2 separate regions of the Homo sapiens genome follow, and region 1 is linked to region 2. Evidence: read pairs that join two places in POLR2A ChIA-PET (ENCODE). Cell type or tissue: GM12878. All regions are shown on one strand. Links, peaks and the distances in the headings refer to the core of each region. The heading gives the core; the rest is flanking DNA.

Region 1 (8,950 bases), core at 1-5,000, 98 kb after region 2:
CATAAATTCTACCTAGTTAAAAATTATATATTTTTTTTGTTGGAACACATGTTATCTAAGGGGCTAACATATATACTTGAATCCTATTGGATAGATTAATGTGAAAATTTTACTGTTGACATAATTCTTCTATTATTTCAGTTAATAAACATCTAAGAGCCTTGGAAGTATAGTGTTTTATAAACATAATGAGATTCTGAATGAGAAAAATGTTTTGAGATACATAGGTGATTCTTTTATGTGATAAAGTGTATTTTTTCACTTTGTCCTTTAAAAAATTTTTTTCTGTAATTTGGTACAGAACAGAAAAAAAAATCATCTTTTAAAAGTCCAAGGTTGAGATGCAGAACATTTGGTGTTAAATTCAGAGAGTACACTCATTCAGATAAAATGTTTAAAGACCTTGGGATCAAGATTCAGAAATGTCAGCTAAGTGGGAAGAATGAACGCCAGCCCAAAGTTATGCACCTATCTGAGAGGCTTTTTAAAAAACAACTATTCTTGAGCTTTTGCATTAATGTGATAAATAAAAACATTTATTTGCTTATGAATTTTTATAAGAATTACTGAACAAGGAATTATTTATTACCAAAGGGAAACCACAGGCCACCGGAAGAATATACTGTATATGATCAGTACACAGCAGGAAACCTTTCTAATTTACATAATTCATTCCCACACAAAGCTCAAAATTATATTCCTTGAACAAAATGCACATTTATCAGTTGTCAACATCTGTTACCATTTGTCACTATAACCTAAGTATGCATATAGTTAATAATTCAGTTGCTTTGTCCTTTTACACAACAGATGTTGATTGAATGCTTTCAGTATGTTAAGAGCTGTTGTAGATGCTGGCGATATAGAAGTGACAGGAAAGACAAGGTACCCGCCCTCAAAGAACTTACATAGAGACAATGAGTAAACAAGTAAACAAATGAAGAATATAATTTTAATAAGTGCTATCCAGGAAATAAATAGGGTGATGAGCTTCAAAGTAATTGTAGGGGTGGGGAGGACTACTTTAGATGGAGAGAGAACCTCTCTGAGAGGTGATATTTAAGATGAGCTTTGAGTCATAAGAAAGAACCAGACCAGACACGGTGGCTCACGCCTGTAATCCCAACACTTTGGGCGGCCAAAGCGGGAGGATCACCTGAGGTCAGTAGTTTGAACCAGGCTGGCCAACATGGCAAAACCCTGTCTCTACTAAAACTACAAAAATTAGCCTGGCGTGGGTAGCAGGCGCCTGTAATCCCAGCTACTCAGGAGGCTGAGGTAGAAGAATCGCTTGAACCTGGGAGGCGGAGGTTGCAGTGAGCTGAAATTTGCACCGTTGCACTCGAGCCTGGGCAACAGAGTGAGACCCCATCTCAAAAAAAAAAAAGCAATCACACTATGATTAGGAGAGAAAGCATCCAAAGCAGAGGGAAACACCAGAGCAAAGGTCTTGAAGAAAGAGAGAATTTGGCAAGTTAATGGAACAGAAGGGAGCCCTGCTTGGCTGGAGCATAGTGAATAAGGAGGAAATAAGAGGTTGAAAGATAGGTAGGGTTGGATCACATCGGTTCTCGAAGACCCTAGTAAAGAGATTTTTTTTTAATGTCATAGGAAGCCATTGAAGAGTTAAGCATATGAGTAACATGAACTTAATTGTGTTTTAAAAGATATTTGTGGTAAGAATGGATTATTGAAGGCAAAAATAGAAGCAGAGAGACTACTGAGGAGATGAATGCAGTAGTCCAGGTGAGAAATGGAAGTGGTTTGGGTAGGAGGCTGAGAGAGAAGCCAGAATCAATAGTCATATTTAATGGCACAGATTTATGGAACAAGGGTAAGAGAGAAGTCAAGAATAACTCTCAGGCTTTGAGGAGAAACAGAGTTTTGTTGTTCAGTTGGAGATGTCTATTAGATAACAAGTAGAAATGTCACATATTGAGAGTTGACAAAAACATTAGTAATATTAAAACCTCTGGAAATGTTGAACTGCTCCAGATTAAACATGGAAAAGGCAACTAGTTGGGGAAATGGAAACAAGAGGAGAGTGTATTGGATCATGACAAAGGTATTGGTGAATGAATTGGAGATTTGATGAGGCCAAAGAATTATTACAGAAGAGTATTAGTACAGGTAAATTGGAAGTTGAGAGGTAGTTATTGGATAAAGATATTTTGAATTCAAGATTTCATAGGGGGTTCAGATACTTGTAACGAAGAAGTTTAGATTGTAAGCATGGATGTGGGTGGTTGTAGTGGGTAAAAGAAAAGATCAGGATTGGTAAGGAGACCAGGATGTTAGATGAGTAATCCACAGTGATGTTAAAGTCACTGACAATCTTGAAAAGAGAAGGAGAAAAAGGAGGACAAATAAGCCAGAGCTAAAGTCTTCATGGAATAAAAGTGACCAGGAAAGGAGGTCAGGAGAAAACGGTGCAGCTACATTATGAGCTTCTAAGATAGTGGAAATTTTGAAGGAAGAAGGCAAAGAAATGGTTACAAAACTACAGTGGGTGTCACAGAACATACCTATACCACCTCCTGGCCATGCCTAACAGAAGGAATACTGCAAAGGACTTGAAAATACTCTTATTTACCAATTCTACTTCTAAAAGCTTACTGTATAGATATTCCTGTGCAAGTACACAAAGATACTTAAGCCAGGATGTTCACTGAAGTAATAGCAAAAAAACTAGGAACAAGCTAAATATCTATTAATAGAGGGCTGGTTACCTAAACTACAGTACAATATTACGTATTCTTTTTTTTTTAAATGACATAACTCCTCACGGGTGATATGCAAAGCTTTTTAAGATATATTAGATAGAAAAGCAGGATGTTGTAACATTTCTTTCTTTTTTTTTTTTTTTGAGACAGAGTCTTGCTCTGTCACCCAGGCTGGAGTGCAGTGGTGCCATCTCGGCTCACTGCAATCCCCGCCTCCTGGGTTCAAGATTCTCCTGCCTCAGCCTCCTGAGTAGCTGGGATTACAGGTGCATGCCACCATGCCTGGCTAATTTTTGTATTTTTAGTAGAGATGGGGTCTCACCATGTTGGTCAGGCTGGTCTCGAACTCCTGACCTCGTGATCCGCCCGCCTCACCTCGTGATCCGCCCGCCTCGGCCTCCCAAAGTGCTGGGATTGCAGGCATGAGCCACTGTGCCCAGCCATAACATTTCTTTCAGGTAAAAAAACTGTATAATCCTGGGTGCAGTGGTTTATGCCTATAATCCCAGCACTTTGGGAGGCCGAGCGGGCAGATTCTTTGAGGTCAGGAGTTTGAGACCAGCCTGGCCAACATGGTGAAACCCTGTCTCTACTAAAAATGCAAAAATTAGCCAGGCGTGGTGGCATGCACCTGTAGTCCCAGCTACTCAGGAGGCTGAGTCAGGAGAATCGCTTGAACCAGGGAGGTGGAGGTTGCAGTGAGCCGAGATTATGCCATTACACACCAGCCTGGGTGATAGAGCAAGGCTCCGTCTCAAAACAAAACAAAACAAAACAAAAAAAGTGTACATGTATATAAATATGTGCTTGACTATACATATGTATGTATATTATATATATAATATATTTTCACAAGCACATATATGTATAAATACAGTAACTCTTTTTGTTTGTTTGTTTGTTTTTTTGAGACAGGGTCTGGCTCTGTAGCCCAGACTGGAGAGTGGTGGCGTGATTTCAGCTCACTGCAGCCTCCACCTTTTGGGCTTAAGCCATCCCACCTCATTCTCCTAAGTAGCTGGGGCTACAGGCACATGCCACAGTACCTAGCTAATTTTTGCATTTTTATAGAGACAAGGTTTTGCTATGTTGCCTAGGCTTGTCTCAAACTCCTGAGCTCAAGCAATCTGCCTGCCTCAGCCTCCCAAAGTGCTTGGATTACTGGCATGAGCCACCATGCCCTGCCTACAGTAATTATTTCTGAAAGAATAATCAAGAAGTTGTTAATAGTCGTTACCTCTGGATATTGAGACAGTAGTTAGTTACATATCTATCCTTCCTATTAGTTATTGTATTAGGTATTGTAATCTTGAAGTAAGTATTATGTTTTGTTAATCTTTGGGGTTTTCACAATGTTTAACACAGTGATTTACAAATAATAGGTGTTCAATAGATGTTTGGTAAATTCTATAGGCATCTCTTCTAGTTGATATGCCAATATTTATAGTTGGAAAATTTAAACCAGAGAATAAACTTAATTGATGCTATACAAAATTTAGATTTTTGAAGTTCATAAACAACCCTTTAAAACATTCTGGCTCTGTATTCACTTGGCCACACTATCAGCTCTAGCCACTTTCTTGGCCCTGTATTATCATATTGAAAAGAGTCCTTGATTATAGTGGTATTTATTATTATTTGTCTCATCATAATAGAAATTCTAGGTTTTATTGTTGCTATAATAATAGAAAATATCAAAGGAAATGTGGCAAGAACACAACTTTGCAAAACCAGAACACTGGTGGAAATTTTTTTAGCCCTTAGCTGTTAAATTAGTGTTTAAGCTGTTTGGCAGTATAGCTATATCCACAAATTGGATTTGATCATTCTGCAGATGGGATTCTTGCATACCCTATTTTTCAAGCTAATTTTTTTTTCTCACTCTAGAATTGCCTCTTGTCTCTGATAAAGGCAAGCAACTTTTTCATTTGGTGAGGAAATGGAGCTATATGATCATGCATTCCAGAATCAGTCAATTCAAAAAGGAAGTACTTTTCATGTTTATACAAATGTAGTAGAATCTTGTTGCTACAGCTTATTTTTTGTTTCTGTGAAGCAGCAGTCCTTTTTCATTGGCCTTTTTTCCTGCAGTAAATGCTCATAAGAACTGTACCATTTGTAAGTATGTTCAGAAATTACAATTTTAGCCATAAGTGTAATGCTCCACAAAATAGATAAAATGTTGCCTTTTGAAAGTTTGTGTTTCCATGTAACTTAACCACATATAGAAATAATGTTAAAAATTCTCAATAAGGTGGGCAATGTGTCTCATGCTTGTAATCCCAGCACTTTGGGAGGCTGAGGTGGGGCAGATCAGAGGTCGGGAGTTCAAAACTAGCCTGGCCAACATAGTGAAACCTTGTCTCTACTAAAAAAAAAAATACAAAAATTAGCCGGGTGTGGTGGCAGGCACAGTGGCAGATGCCTGCAGTCCCAGCTACTTGGGAGGCTGAGGTAGGAGAATTGGCTGAACCCGGGAGGCAAAGTTGTAGTGAGCCAAGATTGCGCCACTGCACTCCAGTCTGGGCGACAGAGTGAGACTCCATTAAAAAAAAAAACACCTCTCAACAAACTTGGTATTGAAGGAACATACCTCAAAATAATAAGAGCCATCTATTCCCAGTATTCTGGGAGGCCAAGGCGGGCGGATCATGAGGTCAGGAGATTGAGACCATCCTGGCTAACACGATAAAACCCTGTCTCTACTAAAAATACAAAAAATGAGCCAGGTGTGGTGTTGGGTGGCTGTAGTCCCGGCTACACGGGAGGCTGAGGCAGGAGAATGGCGTGAACCCAGGAGGTAGAGCTTGCAGTGAGCCAAAATCAAGCCACTGCTCTCCAGCCTGGGGGACAGAGCGAGACTCCGTCTCAAAAAAAAAAAAAAAAAAAGAGCCATCTATGACAAACCCACAGCCAACATCATACTGAATGGGCAAAAGCTGGAAGCATTCCCCTTGAAAACCAGCACAAGACAAGGATGCCCTCTCTCACCACTTCTATTCAACAGAGTATTGGAAGTCTTAGCCAGAGCAATCAGGCAAGAGATAGAAATAAAGTGCATCCAAACAGGAAAACAGGAAGTTAAACTGTTTTTAGACGACATGATTCTATATCTAGAAAACCCCATAGTCTCAGCTCAAAAGCTCCTTCAGCTGATAAACAACTTCAGCAAAGTTGCAGGATACAAGTCAATGTACAAAAATCACTAGCATTCCTATACAGCAACAACAACCAAGCTGAAAGCCAAATCAGAAAGCAATCCCATTCACAACTGCCACCAAAAAAATAAAATACCTAGGAATACAGCTAACCAGGAAGGTGAAAGAGCTCTACAGTGAGAATTACAAAACACTGTTCAAAGAAATTAGAGAAGCCACAAACAAATGGAAAACATCCCATGCTCATGGATAGGAAGAATCAATATCATTAAAATGGCTATACTGCCCAAAGCAGTTTACAGATTCAGTGCTATTCCTATCTAACTACCAATGACATTCTTCACAGAACTAGAAAAAATTATTTTAAAATTCATATGGAACCAAAAAAACGCCAAAATAGCCAAGGCAATCCTAAGCAAAAAGAACAAAGCTGGAAGAATCACGTTACCCAACTTCAAACTATACTACAAGGCTACAGTGACCAAAACAGCATGGTATGGGTACAAAAACAAGCACATAGACCAATGGAACAGAATAGAGAGCCCAGAAATAAGGCCTCACATCTATGACCATCTGATCTTTGACAAAGCTGATAAAAACAAGCAATGGGGAAAAGACTCATTCAATAAATGGTGCTGAAATAACTGACTAGCCATATGCAGAAGATTGAAGCTGGACCCCTTCCTTACACGGTATACAAAAATTTCAACTCAAGATTGATTAAAGACAAATGTAAAACCCAAAATTATAAAAACCCTGGAGGACAACCTAGGTAATACCATTCTGGACCTAGGAACAGGCTAAGATTTCATGACAAAAAAACTATGCATCTGAGAAAGGTCTAATATCCAGCATCTATAAAGAACTTAAACAAATTTACAAGAGAAAAACAACCTCATTAAAATGTGGAAGGCCGAGGCAGGTGGATCACCTAAGGTCAGGAATTCGAGACCACCTAGTCAACATGGTGAAACCCTGTCTCTACTAAAAATACAAAAAATTAGCCACGAGTGGTGGCTGGCACCTGTAATTGTGCCACGGGAGGCTGAGGCAGGAGAATCACTTGAACCTGGGGAGATGGAGGTTGCTGTGAGCCGAGATTGTGCCATTGCACACCAGCCTGGGCAACAAGAGCAAAACCCTGTCGCAAAAAAAAAAAAAAGTGGGCAAAGGACATGAACAGCTACTTCTCAAAAGAAGACATACGTGCAGCCAACAAGCATATGAAAAAAAACTCAGTATCACTGATCATTAGAGAAATGCAAATCAAAACTATGGTGAGATACCATCTCAACACCAGTCAGAATGGCTATTACTAAAAAGTCAAAAAATAGGCTGGGCATGGTGGTTCACGCCTGTAATCCCAGCACTTTGGGAGGCCGAGGTGGGCGGATCACAAGATCAGGAGTTCGAGACCAGCCTGGCCAACATGGTGAAACCCCTTCTCTACTAAAAATACAAAAATTAGCCAGGCCTGGTGGCGCGTGCCTGTAATCTCAGCTACTCGGGAGGCAGAGGCAGGAGAATGGCTTGAACCCGGGAGGCAAAGGTTGCAGTGAGCTGAGATCGCATCATTGCACTCCAGCTCTGGGCGACAGAGCAAGACTCCACCTTGAAAAAAAAAAAAGTCAAAAATAACAGAACCTGGCGAGGCTGCAGAGAAAAGGGAACACTTGTATGCTGTTGGTGGGAGTGTAAATTAGTTCAACCATTGTGGAAAGCAGTATGGCAGTTCCTCAAAGATTTAAAAACAGAACTACCATTTGACCTAGCAATCCCATTACTGGGTATATACCCAGAGGAATATAACTCATTCTACCATAAAAACACATGCAGCTGGACACGGTGGCTCACGCCTGTAATCCCAGCACTTTGGGAGGCTGAGGCAGGTGGATCACCTGAGGTCAGTAGTTCGAGACCAGCCTGGCCAACATGGTGAAACCTCGTCTCTACTAAAAAATAAAAAAATTAGCCAGGCATGGTGGCAGGTGCCTGTAATCCCAGCTACTCGGGAGGCTAAGGCAGCAGAATCACTTGAACCCGGGAGGTGGAGATTGTGATGAGCCGAGATTGCTCCACTGCACTCCAGCCTGGGCGACAGAGTGAGACTCCGTCAAAAAAAAAAAAAAAAAAACAAACACATGCATGGCCAGGTTGGGTGGCTCATGCCTGTAATCCCAGCACTTCGGGAGGCCGAAGTGGGTGGATCATCTGAGGTCAGGAGTTCAAGACCAGCCTGACCAACATAATGAAACCTCATCTCTACTAAAAATACAAAATTAGCGGAGCATGTTGGTGCATGCCTGTAATCTCAGCTGCTTGGGAGGCTGAGGCAGGAGGACTGCTTGAACCTGGGAGGCAGAGGTTGTGGTGACCCAAGATTGTGCCCTTGCATTCCAGCCTGGGCAATGAACGAAACTCTGTCTCAAAAAAAAAAAAAGACACGTGCACACAAATGTTCATTGCAGCACTTTTCACAATAGTTAAGACACGGAATCAACCTAAATGCCCACCAATGACAGACTGGATAAGGAAAATGTACATATACACCATGGAATGTTAGGCAGCCATAAAAAAATGAGATTATGCCTTTTGTGGGAACATGGATGGAGCTGGAGGCTATCACCCTTAGTAAACTAATGCAGGAAGAGAAAACCAAATACTGCATGTTCTCACTTACAAGTTGGAGCTAAATGATAAGAACTCAGGAACACAGAAGGAAACAGCAGACACTGGGGTCTACTTGAGCAGGAAGGGTCAAAGGAGGGAGAGGAACAGAAAAGATAACTATTGGGTCCTGAGCTTAATAACTGGGTGATGTAATAATATGTATGACAAACCGCCGTGACACATGCTTATGTAACAAACCTTCACATGTACCCCCAAACTTAAGTTAAAAATTTTTAAAAAGAAATAATGATTTCCAGATATCCTATATATTTTTTTTTATTTTTAACAAAATAAGATATTATCCTTGATTATCCTTGTATATCTCTATACAGCATGAGCTAGCTGCTGTTTTCTAATGTTTGCTGTCTGCATTAATTAATGCTTTGGTTGCTATGGTGA
Region 2 (9,363 bases), core at 2,256-7,255:
TCAGAAATTGACTGTAAAGGTTTTTTTATGATAATATCTAACCAAATATTTTGGTCAAAGGCACTGTTTCCTTAATCTTACTAATCTGGGAAAACAAGCAGATACTGATCTACATCGATACATTTTAAAATATCTATTATATAATATCTGTATTATAGGAATGTGGTTGATCTTACCAAAACTGGGATGAGTTGCTTCCTGTGCAGACAGATGCTTCCAATAGAATGTACTCTAAGCCTCTAGGGTCAAACATGTAAATCCTGTTTAAACTTTCTTGCCCCATACTGAGTGGGTACAAGTAGTATGGGCAATGCTTCACAATGACCACAATTACATAGGCCAAGTTTTCAGTGAAGGTTTCTGTTTTTCCTTCTCCTTTCCACAAAAACTACAAAAGGTATCAATTAGTACACAAGCCATCTGGTAAACATCCATTGTGTTCTGAGCCTTCTTGAAATTAATCCAAGAAACCAACCCTTCTAAGAGTGAGTCCTATCCCATTATTATTTTTAACACTATTATTGGTAGTGGTGGTGGTGATAACAAGTGCTAACTTTGCAGTTCATAAAATACTTTCAAATGTATTATTACCTCATTCACTGAAAAAAATGAAGAGGGGATAAAAGGAAATATCATAGGCAATTATCTCAAACATCAAAAACAAAACCCAGCCGGGCGCAGTGGCTCACGCCTATAATCCCAGCACTTTGGGAGGCTGAGGTGGGCGGATCACGAGGTCAAGAGATCGAGACCATCCTGGCCAACATGTTGAAACCCCGTCTCTACTAAAAATACAAAAATTAGGTAGGTGTGGTGGCATGCGCCTGTAAACCCAGCTACTTGGGAGGCTGAGGCAGGAGAATCGCTTGAACCTGGGAGGCGGAGGTCAGGTTGCAGTGAGCTGAGATCACACCACTGCACTCCAGCCTGGTGACAGAGCAAGACTCCATCTCAAAAAAAAAAAAAAAAAAAAAACCCAATTTTTTGTTTTTTTAAGAGACAAGAGTCTTGCTCTATTAACCAGGCTGGAGCGCAGTGGCACGATCATAGCTCACTGTAACCTCAAACTCCTGGGCTCAGGCAGTCCTCTTGCCTTAGCCTCCTGAGTAGCTAGGACTACCGGCGAATGCCACCATGCCTGGCTAATCAAACCCAATTTAACTGGAATTGAAGAGCAAGCATTTTCAATTCAAGAAGTTATTTCTATCAAAAAAGCATTGGACTGACTCTAGCAATGCAAACATCACAGAAAAAATTTCCCTGTAAATTATCCCCTTAAATGCTAGGTCTAATTGATTCAGTGTATAAATGTTAAGATTACAGTCTCAGCAAGAATTTGACACTATAAATCTTTGTTTACCTCAATCTTTTTCCCAAATGCTTTACCCACAGTTAAATACTTAATAAATATTCTTCTACAGAAGGAATACTAACAATAAAGAAGCTGCTCTAGAAAGACAAACTGACAACATTTAGCATTCAAGGACCTTTTGAAGATTTAACGTTTATTGTGCACCTAATCCAAGTACCATGCATTACTTGTGGGTTAGATACATCCACATAAATCATCTCGCTAACCTCATCAACTATGCCCAGATACTCCTGGATCCCCAATACTAAATTGATTAGCTTTCCAATACCAGACAGTTCTAATACTGGCAACCTTGGCCGGGCGCAGTGGCTCATGCCTGTAATCCCAGCACTTTGGAAGGCTGAGCAGGTGGATCACTTGAGGTCAGGAGTTAGAGACTAGCCTGGCCAACATGGGGAAACCCTGTCTCTACTAAAAATACAAAAATTAGCCAGGCATGGTAGTGCGTGCCTGTAATCCCAACTACTAGGAAGGCTGAGCCAGGGGAATCGCTTGAACCTGGGAGGCAGGGGTTGCAGTGAGCCAAGATCGTGCCACTGCACTCCAGCCTGGGTGACAAAGCAAACCTCCACCTCAAAAAAACAAAACAAAACAAAAAAAAACACTGGCAACCTTGATCCCACCTAATTAATCCTTAGAACTTAACTGGAACTCAATTCCTACTGGAACTCAGCTACTCGCTCTAAGTCTTCAGCATTTTTTTTATGCTTTCTACGAGATAATGCTCAAAATAAATCCTTGCACCTGTTCTGAAGATGCTAACTCCAGAGTAAAGACCACACATCCCAGGTATGGCACACGGTAATAGTGGCCGTAATCTAAAACAAGTCCTCTCTTAGATAGCACAAGCTAAAGAATAAACCTAGAATGCTAACAAAACTGAATTTCAGCTGGGCAAAAGACATTGGATCTTGGTATTGTTTCCAACCTCAAAACTCTTTTCTAGTCCTCTGAATACAGAAAGCTTTTTCTATTTGAATGAATTGAGCAGGCAAGTTTGACTCAAGAGTCCCTACCTGCATACTCATCAGAGAGAACTGAGGGAAAACAAAAAAAATTCCAACTCGCATGACCACATTACAATGTTAACAACACATTACTCACCATTGTGCTACAAGAAAGAACCTGCAAGCAGGCACGAACTTTCAGGAAGCCAAAAAGAAACAAGCAAACAACATTCTCCTAGTTCTCAAAGCACAAACTCATTCAAATGCCAAAGCAGGTCACACTGTCCAGTTTATACCCAGGTACAAGTGAGTGGAGAGGGAGAAGGGAGAGGCAAGGGGAAGAGAGGAAAAGCATTATTGTGCAAGTATGCTTTTCAGCACCAAGACACATTTCTTTCTTGGATTCATCAAGACCATTTTTAACAACAACAACAAAAAAAACTGGGGTTCCACCTATTTTTATGCCTTTATATATTCACAGAGAACATCCAATATATGTAAACAGTGGCATAATGTAACAATGGTTGCAGACATTCCTTTTGGAATCCGTTAGAGCTATATCTAAATCCTACCTGTTACTTTCTTGATTTGTGACCTTGGGTAAATTATTTAACGTCTCTATTGCTTAGCAGATACTTCATCTGACATTCACTATAGCATCCTCAGGACCTTAAACAGTGCCTAAATCACACTAATACATACTTTGAATGAATTAATCTGTAAGGTTGCATAACAGTATCTATTTTATGGCATTGCTATGAGTATAAATGAGGTGTTATATAAAATGTTTAGTATAACTCAGGCTAGGATCTTGCTACTAAAGAGTAAAGTTTTCTTCCCTTTATTCTCCAGCCAGGTCAGAAGTTATGACAGACGAGCTGTGGCCACGAATAAGATAGGATAAGCATGGAAGAAGCCAAGCATTAGAAGATGTTTATTACTATCATCATGGGCCATACCTAGGATGACTGGTGCTTATTCTGGAGTTAGAAGCTTAATAACAGGCACAAGGATTTCTTGTGAGCATTACCTAGCAGAAAACATTTAAAAATGCTTAAAACTGTGACAGCAAGGAGCTGAGTTCCAGGAAGCAGCTGAGTTCCTAGTCAAAAAATCCGAGAATATTTAGTCTTGGCAGACGAAATTAAATAACAGTGCCAGTCCCTTACGGTAGGTGCATAACAAGTGTTAGCTGATTCAGAAAATTGTATTTTCAATCCTCAAGTATCTGTTATCACATAGATAAAAGTCTGGCAAAAGAAGAAAACAAGAAAAGGGGTAGGAACGAGTCACATCTTAAATATGCCTGACTATGTATTTTAAAAGCAAATACAAAAGATCTAAGGCTATTCAACGCTGTAAAAAATCTCCTATTAGCAAAAATACTCAATTGATTTATAGTATTTACTCTCCCTTTCAGGTAATAAGATCTATGTCAGTAAATTGTTTTTAACTGCTGACAGGGTAAATAAGTCTCAAAGATTTGGGTCTAAAGCTCTCTTCCTTTTACTAAAAAAAAGACTAATGGGCCTTTGAGGCTACTTCACCCACAGCTTTCAACTCAAGCAAGCCTACCTTCTTGCAGGGAGAGTGGGGGGACACTAATTGTATCTTCAAATTGGGAGTCAGAGAGACTATGCACTTAAATCCAAAATCTAAAGAAATCTTTCCCCTTGAATATGACGAATTGAATCTCAGAAGATAGCTCTAAGAAACCCAGGCCACTATTGCATTAAGAGCCTGATAGACTAAGTACACACATTTTGTGTCTAAATATAAGGAAAACCCATACGGAACTGAAACAGCTTGTGGTTAAACCTCACCATAATGTGGTCTTCAACTTCCCATTTTGTTTTCCAGGCATTGTTCTGTTTTTAACCACTTGACCCATCTCTTCTCAAGCAATGTGATCTAGTAGAAAGAGCACTAAACAACAATCAAAAGAACGGACGATACACACCAAGTCCTACTACTTACTAGGCATGCAAACATAAACCAGTTACTTAAACCCTGAATTCAGTATCCACTGAGAATGCTGAGCCAGACTCAGTACCTTTCAAAGCTGTCTACCAAGGTACCCCACTTCGGAGAGGCATCAGAAACCCACCAAACCCAGCTCTCCTTATTGCTATTACCCAGACTGAAAATGTGTGATCATTCTTACCTAACCTTTTTCACGATAATCAGTTACCAAATTCCCCTTATCTCTCTTCAAATTACTCAAATCTCTCCCCCTTTCTGCATTACCATTACCCTTGTAGACAGTCTTTTTCCTGGACTATTATAACAGTCCTCTAACTGGTATCCTTTCCTCTATTTTATACCACAAGGCTGAATCAGTTTTCCTAAAATACTAATTCATACAATACAATTCCCTACTCAGAGATTTTTCAGTATAAGTATAAAAACCAAATTCCTTTGGCTGAGATTTAAGTCTCACTCCAATTTATCTAACTCTCTAACTTTACTAACTTTACTGATCTTATTGCCCTCCTAGGTAAAACACTGTGCTACAAACTACTTTTCCTGCCCCCAAAACAAGGTGAGCTCAGCTCACTGGTTCTCCACCTTGAATGTTTCCCCGCTATATTTCTCTCTTCTCTAAGGTCTAGATTACCATAAAGGTAAAACTTTTCCCTATCTATTCCCTTTAAACTTCTATATAGCTATGTAACTGTACTCCTCACTTGGTACTTAGTACCTTGGACTTGTATTACTATTTATCTATTTATGCAAATATTCAGTGTTCACAAATAATTAGTGAGTTCTTAATGACTTTGACTGTTTCTATAATATACTGGAAGCCTAACTTTTCAGAGAACAGATATCCAATAAACTGTTGACAGTAACTACTACCTTAGACAAGTCATTTAAATTTTCTGGGTCTCATTTTCCTCACCTAGAAAATGACAATATGTAAATCTCTTTTCAGTTCTAAAATGCTATATGATATTAGATATACTGCTACATAGCCTGTATTTGTTTCTCACATTTTTTTTCTTTATATGCATTTATCTGTATGTAACCATGTCCTATGTAACCCAGAATATAAATTCCCAAGGGGCCAGTTCTCCTCCTGCTTATTTATTTACTGGGTAACTCCTCCTTGGCATCTCCTTAGTGCATTGTCCCCAGATTCCAGTGCACAGCCAAGTGTTCGGTGGAAAGGAATTTGTAGTTTCAATCAAGCAGCAAACATCAAGGGAAATTTGCACAGATGATTTAAATCTCAATTTTCATAATGAACTAGTATATTATACAAAATTACAAAGATGTGAGAAAGAAGGAACTTAAAGTTGTTAAAATGACAGGACACCTTGTGCCAAATAGCCAGGAATTTATTTTAGGCAAGCAAAGAAGCTAGGACACAGAAACTCTTAAGTCTAACTCTCAAATTCTATTTTCAGAGTTCTAAGAAGGGGTATGGAAAGTCTCTATTCATGTCAGTAAACAACAGGGACCAAGTATTGTTCATGTCAGAGAATCCTGTCCCTTAGAACTGATAGAAATTTTCAGGAAATTGATGGTTTCATACTTAGCCAGGTGAGCTACCAGTTCAAGGGAGGCAAAAGCAGATGCTCACAATGGAACACATAAGAGGAGATAAGTTTCTAAAATATATTTTTGTTGGAGCTAGGCATGGTGGCACACACCTATAGTCCCAGCTACTCACAAGGCTGAGGTAGGAGGATGGCTTGAGCCCAGGAGTTCAAGACCAGCCTGGGCAACATAGTGAGACCCTGTCCCTAATAAATAAATAAACAAACTACATTTTTGTTAGTTAGCATCATTGTATTTTCCCACTGTCGTGTCTTAATTCTTCACATGCGACTACCTTCATGTAAATATCAATATTAATTAACACTAAAGCCTCAGAGGAATTCGCTCTTCCTTTTCTTTTGATGTTAGCTGTTAATGATTCAAAAGGCACTAGTAGACTAACTCATTTAAAATGACCCTGACTTTTCAAAGAACTATTTTAGAACACAGCACTGGCACTTTCAAAGCTGCATTCTATCTATAATATTCTCTAAGTAGGTATCTGTAGAGTGTAGCCTGGATACAACTTTGATTAGTTAATATAAAAGGCTTATAAAGAATTCTAAGCCAGTTGTGGGAAAGATTATATCCTGCTGGAGAAAAAAGAAAATCAGGAACGTTTTTGTGGAAGAGATAGTTTACACTGGGACTTTAAGAATGGGTAAGTTTAAAAACAAAACAAAACAAAACAGGGCAAGTGGGAGCTGGGCATGGTGGCTCACGCCTGTAATCCAACACTTTGGGAGACTGAGGCAGGCAGATCACTTGGGGTCAGGAGTTCGAGACCAGCCTGGCTAACATTAGGAAACCCTGTCTCTACTAAAAAATACAAAAATTAGCCGGGTGTGGTAGCGCGCACCTGTAGTCCCAGCTACTTGGGAGGCTGAGGCAGGACAATCACTTGAACGCTGGAGGTAGATATTGCAGTGAGCAAAGATGGCACCACTGCACTCCAGCCTGGGTGACGGAGCAAGACCCTGTCTTAAAAAAAGAAAACAAAAAACAAACAAACAAAAAAACAGGACAAGTGGGGAGGGCAATGGAGAAAACAGGTTTAAAATTTAGGTGACTGAATGAACTAGATCTACCTGTAGACACATCTGAAAAGCAATGTTGAGAAAAAAAGTTACAAAAGGATACATACATGATCCTATTTATGTAAAATTTCAAAACAAAACTGTATGTTGCCTATGAATACATATGTGGGACCAGGCATGGTGGCTCATGCCTGTAATCCCAGCACTTTAGGAGGCCAATGTGGGCAGATCACTTGAGGTCAGGAGTTCAAGACCAGCCTGGTCAATAGGGCAAAACTCCGTCTCTACTAAAAATACAAAAATTACCTGGGCACTGTGGCACGCACCTGTAATCCCAGCTGCTCGGGAGGCTGAGGCAAGAGAATCGCTTGAACCCGGGAGGCAGAGGTTGCAGTGAGCAGAGATCGTGCCACTGCACTCCAGCCTGGGTGACAGAGCAAGACTCCATCTCAAAAATAAATAAATAATAAATAAATAAATAAATAAAGATGTGGCGGGGCAGAGGAAGTATAAAACATGAAGGAATGAACACATCAATTCAGGCCAGTAGTCATTTCTTGAGAAAGAGGAAGGAGGAAAGGATGCAGGGTGGAACTTCAGCTATATCTATAACATTTAATATTTTAAAGGGAGTAAGACATCTAACAAATATGACAAAATGTTAATGTCCATCAAGTTGGGGTTGTAGACTCAAAATTGCCTGAGTTTTTCCCCTGAACTTTTCTAAATGTTTGAAATATCTCATTATGCAAAATTGTAAAATTAATAAAGGGCCAGGTGATTTGATGAATAGAGGAGTCAACACAAAAACAGTCAGGAGCAGAATGGTTTCCCAAAACTATAAGGAGATATCTGACTTGTTCAGTTTTAGACTGAAGAGGAGCCTTCACATCCCTCAAACAGCAGCGCTTAGAACAGGGTAGAGTGAGGACTGACAAAAATGGACAAGAAGGTTTATTGCCATCTCAAATCAGATAGCAGAGGGGAGTGAAAAACCACCTTCCCACATAATTTAAATGCTAGTGTAACCAAGTTATCTCCCCTAAAACAGCCAAGAAAGCTTCCAGTTACACAGGAATTCAGATAAGTACTCACTGTGAGTAGCTATTCTGTGCCTCCTTTCTACCCACCCCTTCCTTCTCCCAAATACTCACAAACAAAAACAAAATGTACCCTTGCCCACTTGAGAAAGAATTAAGACTTGGCAGCTCTGCTTAAGTGGACAGCTTCCAAACCAAGGCCCTTCTCTGGGGAAGATGCTGACAGAGCCCAGAGAAAAGAATTTAAAAATCACAACTCAGACAAGTTTTGAGGAAGGCCTATCAATGGAAGGTATCCATCCTTCCACACGTCCTTAAGTCCCAATTTCTCCCAGGGGAATCTAAGGACTTAGAGGATGCCCTCTACCCTGTTCTGTTCTCCTCCAGCAAAAGTGACTAAAACACAAAATCCAAACTCTCACTTAGCACTTTAAAACCAAACAATTTCCCTCCACAAAAATCCAATGAAAATGAAAATACAGGGAAGATGCAGAATCTGAGTATTTAATATTTTAAAGAGAGTAAGACATCTAAAACAAATATGACAAAATGTTAATGTCCATCAAATTTGGGATGTAGGCTCAAAATTGTTTCTGTTTGGGTTTTTTCCCTGAACTTTTCTAAATTTTGTTTAGATATTCTTTTTTTTTTAGATAAATATACTTTTAATCAGTGCCCAATTTATCATAGCTTATTTAACAAGTTTCAGTGGCACAAATAAAACTAAGTTTAAAAGAAAACAACTTAAAGGGAGCTTAGTGGCAGAGATAAAGACATGCAACAAAACAAATACCTTGACATTCTTCTACATCTGAATCACTACAGCTGAAAAATCCTAACACCTCATTCAGCCCAGTCCAGGGCACCGAACTGCCCCTCTTCCCAATGGTACTCTCAGGGAACATCTTTCTCAGTCAGACCTAGGAAAATACCTCTATTCACTTTGGACTGGTTAAAAAAAGACGGTAGAATGGAATGATGTTAAGTCCTTCTATCTGCTAGTACAATGCAATGTGGCAGAATGACACAAACACTGAAATGGGACTTGGGAGAGAAGAGAGAGGTGAATTCACCTTTATTAATCACCTAGTACATGCTGAAGACTGAATTCTAGACTAAGCTATCACAGAACCACTTCTGTGATCCTGAGTAAACCTCAGGTATTCTATTTGAAAATGAATGAGGAAAACTAAGAAAGCATCGCAGCCCCGCCAGTTGTCTGATTCCATGAATCTGTAAATATGATCACTCTCAATAAATGTGTTCAGTATAATGAAGTTATTGAAAGGAATTCTGCTTTCTCCATCTCCAATCCACCCTACACACCACTGACATAATCTTTCTAGGATGTGAAACGTATTAAATGGCTCCTGATATACTGCAGTATAAGATAAAGCTCCAGGCCGGGCGTGGTGGCTCTCGCCTGT

The links. ChIA-PET counts read pairs that join two places held together with the same protein. Peaks named below come from ENCODE experiments on the same cell type or tissue, not always from the same donor. Only the 100,000 strongest peaks of a DNase experiment are listed, where the experiment ranks them.
Region 1: POLR2A ChIA-PET joins it to region 2 with 6 read pairs; 4 of 35 experiments call an interaction of 5 or more read pairs at or near these places.

What each region holds. Positions count from the first base shown.
Region 1 is chr1:150,094,240-150,103,189 of GRCh38, forward strand. All of the region lies in intron 13 of VPS45 (vacuolar protein sorting 45 homolog), which reads left to right. Among named protein-coding and RNA genes, the nearest start is that of VPS45, 31 kb to the left of the region's middle. In GM12878, for the core only: no CTCF peak of the experiment used is centred there; no DNase peak of the experiment used is centred there.
Region 2 is chr1:149,993,632-150,002,994 of GRCh38, forward strand. The region is part of intron 1 of OTUD7B (OTU deubiquitinase 7B); the gene reads right to left. Among named protein-coding and RNA genes, the nearest start is that of OTUD7B, 12 kb to the right of the region's middle. In GM12878, for the core only: no CTCF peak of the experiment used is centred there; DNase peaks (open chromatin) are centred at 2,370 and 4,150; H3K4me3 peaks cover 1,284 bases; H3K27ac peaks cover 1,118 bases.